Regions from separate parts of the Homo sapiens genome. Here region 2 is linked to region 1. The links are chromatin loops, found by intact Hi-C in ENCODE. Cell type or tissue: CD4-positive, alpha-beta T cell. All regions are shown on one strand. Links, peaks and the distances in the headings refer to the core of each region. The heading gives the core; the rest is flanking DNA.

Region 1 (2,929 bases), core at 100-2,599:
CGTGTCACCTCACCCCAGCCTGAGTGACAGAGAGAGATTCTGTCTTCGAAAAAAACAAACAAGCAAAACTATACCAGCAAAAAGAGGTTAGGAAATCTGTGCAGTGGCCTGATATGGCCTGATGAAGCATACCATCTGCTTGACGATATGCCATGGAAGTTAAGGAAACAAAATGTCCCAATAGGTCAAATGACTGGCCAGGAAAGGACAATGGATAAGTTCCTCCTAGAAACCAGAACCAGTCTAACCAAAGAAATAGGGCTGCTGCCAGGTCAGGGAGTTCTTGAAATTCTGATCCAGAGTGATTTATTTCATAATTGTAATGAATCAGTGGCTTTTTCTAGGTGAGTATTTTTGTTGCAGTTGTCCTATTTCTTTTTCACTATTGTATATTGGCTATGTATGGAGTCAGGGGCTGGGAGGTATGAGAAAAATGACTGTGTTTTTGAGTTCATCGCTGTTCCGCCCCCACTGGATCACACAGAAAGAACTGTGCGTAATTCAGAGATATCCAGTTTTTAGTAGGGTGCAGTAACTGGACATTTGATTGTATCGTATCTCTTGGAGAACAGATGTTTTCTTTTTGGAAAGCAAAACAGAACAAAACAAAACATGAATACTTGTACATGGATACTTGGGAGGCCAGCATGGCAGTCTGTCAGAAACCATTAATTTTCTTCAGTGTTTTTCCCCTCCTTACTTCCTTTCAGCAATAGAATCTATTGATTTTTAGTTTGGCACAAGGTATGCAGCTAGAGAGAATACATCCCCAATCTACCCTTGCAAAATAGGCCTTATCTCACAACTAATGCCAACAGGTTACATGAAAACAAATCTCTAAACTTTTTGAATCATGTATTGAAAAGAAAACTAATTGCCTTTCAAGAACTTCCCCCTTCAGGTTGGCAATCAAGTAGCAAAAGCTTGAACAGTGGCCTCATACCATACACAGACTGAACCCCCTCACTGGGAGTAACAGATCTGTTTCACCAGTTTGGTTCCCTAGATGACCTTAAAAAGGAAAGCCCATGTTATTTGCCCTGGATTCTCATGTGAGAGAGCGACATGTTTTATTCTTGTTTCAACTACTCAAGTTTTGGTTCCATTAATCCTAACTCCTACATCTTTCCTGGGATTACTATGATATTAACATTCTGCTTAAAATATGTTGAAATTTCAGATGTATTAAGATTCATATTTGAAGCTCAATTATTCAGGATATTGAATATCACAATTGATCTGCGGTTATGGGACATAAGACATTATAGCTGGGAAAGGTTAATCTGCATTTTTACTCTTAATTACTATTCTTGTTAATAGCATTGCCCTAAACTACCTCTGTCTACAGAATAAAGCAAAATATTTTCCAATAAGTGTTTTTGTTTTTTCTACATTTCTTATCATTTTATCTTCTGTTTTCTAATAGAGAATTTTTATCTCTATTTTCCCATTATTAAACCAGCTATGTATATATATTTTATTTATCTCAAAAACCAAGTTTTAGAACTTACCAGTTATATTATCTATTTATTAAATAATGCCTGCCTTAAAAATAAAACAATTACTTATTTACAACTTGGGTTTAACTTGTAGCTCTTTTTCTAGCTGGCATTTGTGTGTAATCTTGTGCATTGATATGCACACAAACATAATTCTTACCTTGAGTTTAATTTCTTTTCTTTTTAAAAATTCCTTGGGTTTAATAAGTGTCTTTCATTTCTCTTTTTTTTGGTCCTATTTAGTATAACATTTCCCCTTAGCAGAACTTTAATGGTACCCATGAGTTCTTTATATGTAATTATTTTTCTCAGTTTATTTGGGCATATTTATTGTTTGTTTGTCAACTTTCATTCCACCCTTTCCCAACAAATTAAGTTTTATCTTTTGGGTTTCAAATTATGAAACAATAGCAAAGTTGGACTAAAATAAAAAGATTCAGTTTCTTCAGCTCACTTTCTTTAATAGGCAACTTAAGAATATGTCCTCCCTAGATAGCACAATGGTGAAGTTCAAATGAGAACTTGAACAGGCAAATGCGTGACCAAACTAAAATGAATTGCTGTGCTGATATTAAGAGTTCCTGATGGCCTGCTGCTTGTCCATTACATAGGTCTTGATCTAGGAGTAGATTTTAACAAAAGTCACATCGAGATGTAAAAGCATTAAGCTGACTTAAGGGCCATGGACAGAAAACAGAAGGAAGTAACACTATATTAACTACATGTTGCTGAGGGCCTCTACTCCAGGAAGGATTTTACCTTCCAGAAGCTCTAGACTGGCACCGCCTCCAGTGCTGACATGGCTGACTTTATCTTCAGTGTTCCATTTGGCACAGCAAGTAGCAGTGTCTCCACCCCCTATAACAGTGATGCAGCCCTTGGAAGTGGCTTTCACAATTTCATCCATGAGGGCTTTGGTTCCCTTAGCAAAGGCATCCCATTCAAATACTCCTAACGGCCCATTCCAAACAATTAGCCTTGCTTGAGCCACAACTTGAGCATGATTCTTGTTGCTCTCAGGACCACAGTCCAAACCCATCCAGCCAGGAGATATGCCAGATGCTACAGTGGCTTTTCCAACCTGAGCGTTCTCGTCAAACTTGTCCCCAGTAACAAAATCAACAGGAAAAGTAATCCTTACACCATTCTTTTGTGCTTTGGCCATGATATCTTTAACGATCTTGGCTCCCTCTTCATCAAACAGGGAAGCACCAATCTCCATGTTGTTGAGTACCTTAAGGAAGGTATAAGCCATTCCACCACCAATAATCATCTCATTGACTTTGTCCAGCATATTTTTGATAAGTTGGATCTTGTCTGCCACTTTGGCTCCACCAAGTATAGCCAGAAAGGGTCTCACTGGGTTTTCCAAGGCTTTAGCAAAGTAATCTAGTTCCTTCTTCATCAAGAATCCGGATGCTTTATGGGGC
Region 2 (2,929 bases), core at 116-2,615, 65 kb after region 1:
ATTTATTTGTAGTTTAAACTCAGACATGTTATTTTATCTCTTTGAATCTCAGTTTATCCATCTGGAAACTGTTACCTGTAATTTATGCCCAAAGGTTTGTTCAAATGTGATATTCCAAGGAATACAACTGAGATGTGACAAATCTTCTGTATTGAATAAATGCTGGCTGTGATTAGAAGCAAGTATAGAGTCATATTTCCATCTAAAATTATGAATAACAAAAATAAAAGCTAACACCACATGCCAGAATCTGTCACCAATTCTGTGTGTATCTTCTCTCACTTTAACCTCATGGCAACTCTACAAAAAAAAAATATTATATCCATTTGTAAATAAGGGAAATAAGGCACAGAGATGTTAAGTAACTTTTCGGGGTCACACTATAAATAACTGACAAAATAAGAATTTGAATCCACTTAGGATGGCTTCAGAGTATGTGTTCTTGACTCTCAGTGTGCATCAACTGTGCTGAGTTGAAGCATTTGGTCAGGTATGACTAAGTAACAGCTGTTCTCCCAATGCAGAAAGGGAGAAATTCTGCATCTGTAAGTATGACACTCTGTGATAAATGATCTCCCTAACAGTCTCCTATCATTGTGGTGTATATGAAACTGCCCAATTTTTACAAAGAACTGAGCCTATGAACATTTGTCTTATCTGAGTTCCTTTGTCAGGAAACCCACCATCGGGCCCCGCAGGTGGTAGCAGGGAACTGAGGCTTTCCTGATCACCACACCTGGTCAAGGAGACACAGCTGCTGCCTGTTGACCAAATCCTCTTCCTTGTCCCTCTTGTTTTCTGTCCCTCCTATATAAACTTTTAACTTTGGTTGGTTAGGGAGAGGGAGGGATTTGACAGTCAGGCTGACATCACCCTCATGAAAGCCTTTCTTCCCAGGCAATGGGCAATACTCATTTTTGTGCTGCAAGCAACTAGACCTTGGCTGAACCCCTGGTGTTCAGCAGCATATACATCCATTTAAAAGAATACCCTTATATGTGCATATAACAGATTGCCAACAGAAGTCATAGAGTTTGTTTTTACTATAAGTTTTTATGTAAATCATTCAGCTACTGTTTAGACTGTTTGGAGGACACTCATTTTCAGTGTCGTCCTGAGCATGTAGTTTAATTATAATATGTATTTGCTGCCATCTTGTGGTCAATGTTTAGAATTACCCTTGGGGTTGATGAATTTACTAAACCGTGAGATGAATTAAATAACTTATTAGCCTAGCACTGGGTAAAACCATGGTTTTGTAGGTTTTGATAGTTTCAAACAAAAAAAAATATTTTAGTCATGGCTATGTCTAACTGATAAGCAGAGAGGACACAACACATCTACCAGTGTATAGCCTCTCTGGGCTGGGGGAATACCATGGCATTCACTACTAAGAACAAAAAACCAAACACCGCATATTCTCACTCATAGGTGGGAATTGAACAATGAGAACACATGGACACAGGAAGGGGAACATCACACTCTGGGGACAGTTGTGGGGTGGGGGGAGGGGGAGGGATAGCATTAGAAGATATACCTAATGCTAAATGACGAGTTAATGGGTGCAGCACACCAGCATGGCACATGTATACATATGTAACTAACCTGCACATTGTGCACATGTACCCTAAAACTTAAAGTATAATAATAATAAAATAAAATAAAAAAAGAAAACTTACCGGAACTGGAACTTATCTGGTTAAAATATAGCAGGATGTTTGCACTTTGAAGATGATGTATAGGACATTACCTCTGATTAATGTTGGTGAGATACTCCTTTTTTGAGACATATTCAAAATTAAAATTAAAGTTTGTATTTATGATCGTACCAAAGCTCTGAATTCCAGCTTTAACAAGTGACTCTACTTAGGTTCTAATATTGTGTTCAGAAACTTTTTTTTTTAAAGAAAATCTCTGCCTGGTAATTGTGGTTAACTCTTCAGTCCTATTGTTCCTTAAATTTGCTGTTGCTACTTCTAATCCTATACATGTCCTATGCATTGTTTGTGGAGCAGCTGAACTCTCGTATTTCCTTTGAAATATTTCTCAGTTTTACTGGTACACTTACTTTTATCGTCTTCTTGATATTTCATATCTTTTTGTGTTAGTACTTGAATATATGTATTCTTGTATTTTTCCAGTGTTTTTTCTGTATTTGCCTTTCATCTCCAATCTGAAATCGGAGGCTATATTTTTTACTTTTCTTTAACTCTGTTTGTACCTCCTAGGTAAACTTATTTGCTCATCTGGCAACCAAGGAATTTGGACTCTACTTCTCCAGCTCCTCAGATCTGGCCCACTTGCATTTTAATCTGGGCCCCAGTCCTTAAGATTTTGAATAAGCTACTCAATTTTTCTTAGGTTCAGTGTCATAATATGTAAAATGAAGACAATTTTATTGGGAGAAGGAAGTGAGTTAATGTAACAAGGTATTAGAAAAATGCCTGTAAATAATAAACACATGTATGTTGGCTACAACACCATGCAGGAATGCCTATGAAAGCTATTGATTTTTATTTTTAGTTCAAATACCCCTTTGGATTTTAAAGTGATTAAGAGATAAATCTCAAAATCATTTATGTATTTCCTTGTTTCATCCTCTTCATCATTTGCAAGAGAAAGGTGCTCCTTAGAATCACCCTCCAGAGCCTGCACTATTTCTAACCCTTGTTGCTACAGGCCGGTCCAGGGTTCAAGGAAGCAGGCTGAGGGTGCTCATGAAACTGAGTGATACTGCTGGATAACAAATGTGAGGGTAATCACCTAAACACCTGAGACTTCCCTAAATTTGTCTTGTAGCAGAGCATAGCAGGTTTATAATGAAATAATTTCTCTTCCTATTTATGGGATGCAATGAAACTGGGGGATAAATTTGCCAATATTTATTTACCTGGCCACATCAACTAACTAGATATCTGGATATTTTAAT

What was found. Peaks named below come from ENCODE experiments on the same cell type or tissue, not always from the same donor. Only the 100,000 strongest peaks of a DNase experiment are listed, where the experiment ranks them.
Region 2: a loop joins it to region 1, with 2.2 times the contacts of the local background. A loop is called at or near these places in 2 of 110 quality-filtered maps.

The regions. Positions count from the first base shown.
Region 1 is chr6:49,783,717-49,786,645 of GRCh38, forward strand. PGK2 (phosphoglycerate kinase 2) reads right to left here. Exons shown (of 1, transcript NM_138733.5): 1 at 1,944-2,929. The coding sequence ends at 2,218. Among named protein-coding and RNA genes, the nearest start is that of PGK2, 2.1 kb to the right of the region's middle. In CD4-positive, alpha-beta T cell, for the core only: no CTCF peak of the experiment used is centred there; no DNase peak of the experiment used is centred there.
Region 2 is chr6:49,848,602-49,851,530 of GRCh38, forward strand. The region is part of intron 3 of CRISP1 (cysteine rich secretory protein 1); the gene reads right to left. Among named protein-coding and RNA genes, the nearest start is that of CRISP1, 16 kb to the right of the region's middle. In CD4-positive, alpha-beta T cell, for the core only: a CTCF peak has its summit at 1,182 (motif pointing left); no DNase peak of the experiment used is centred there.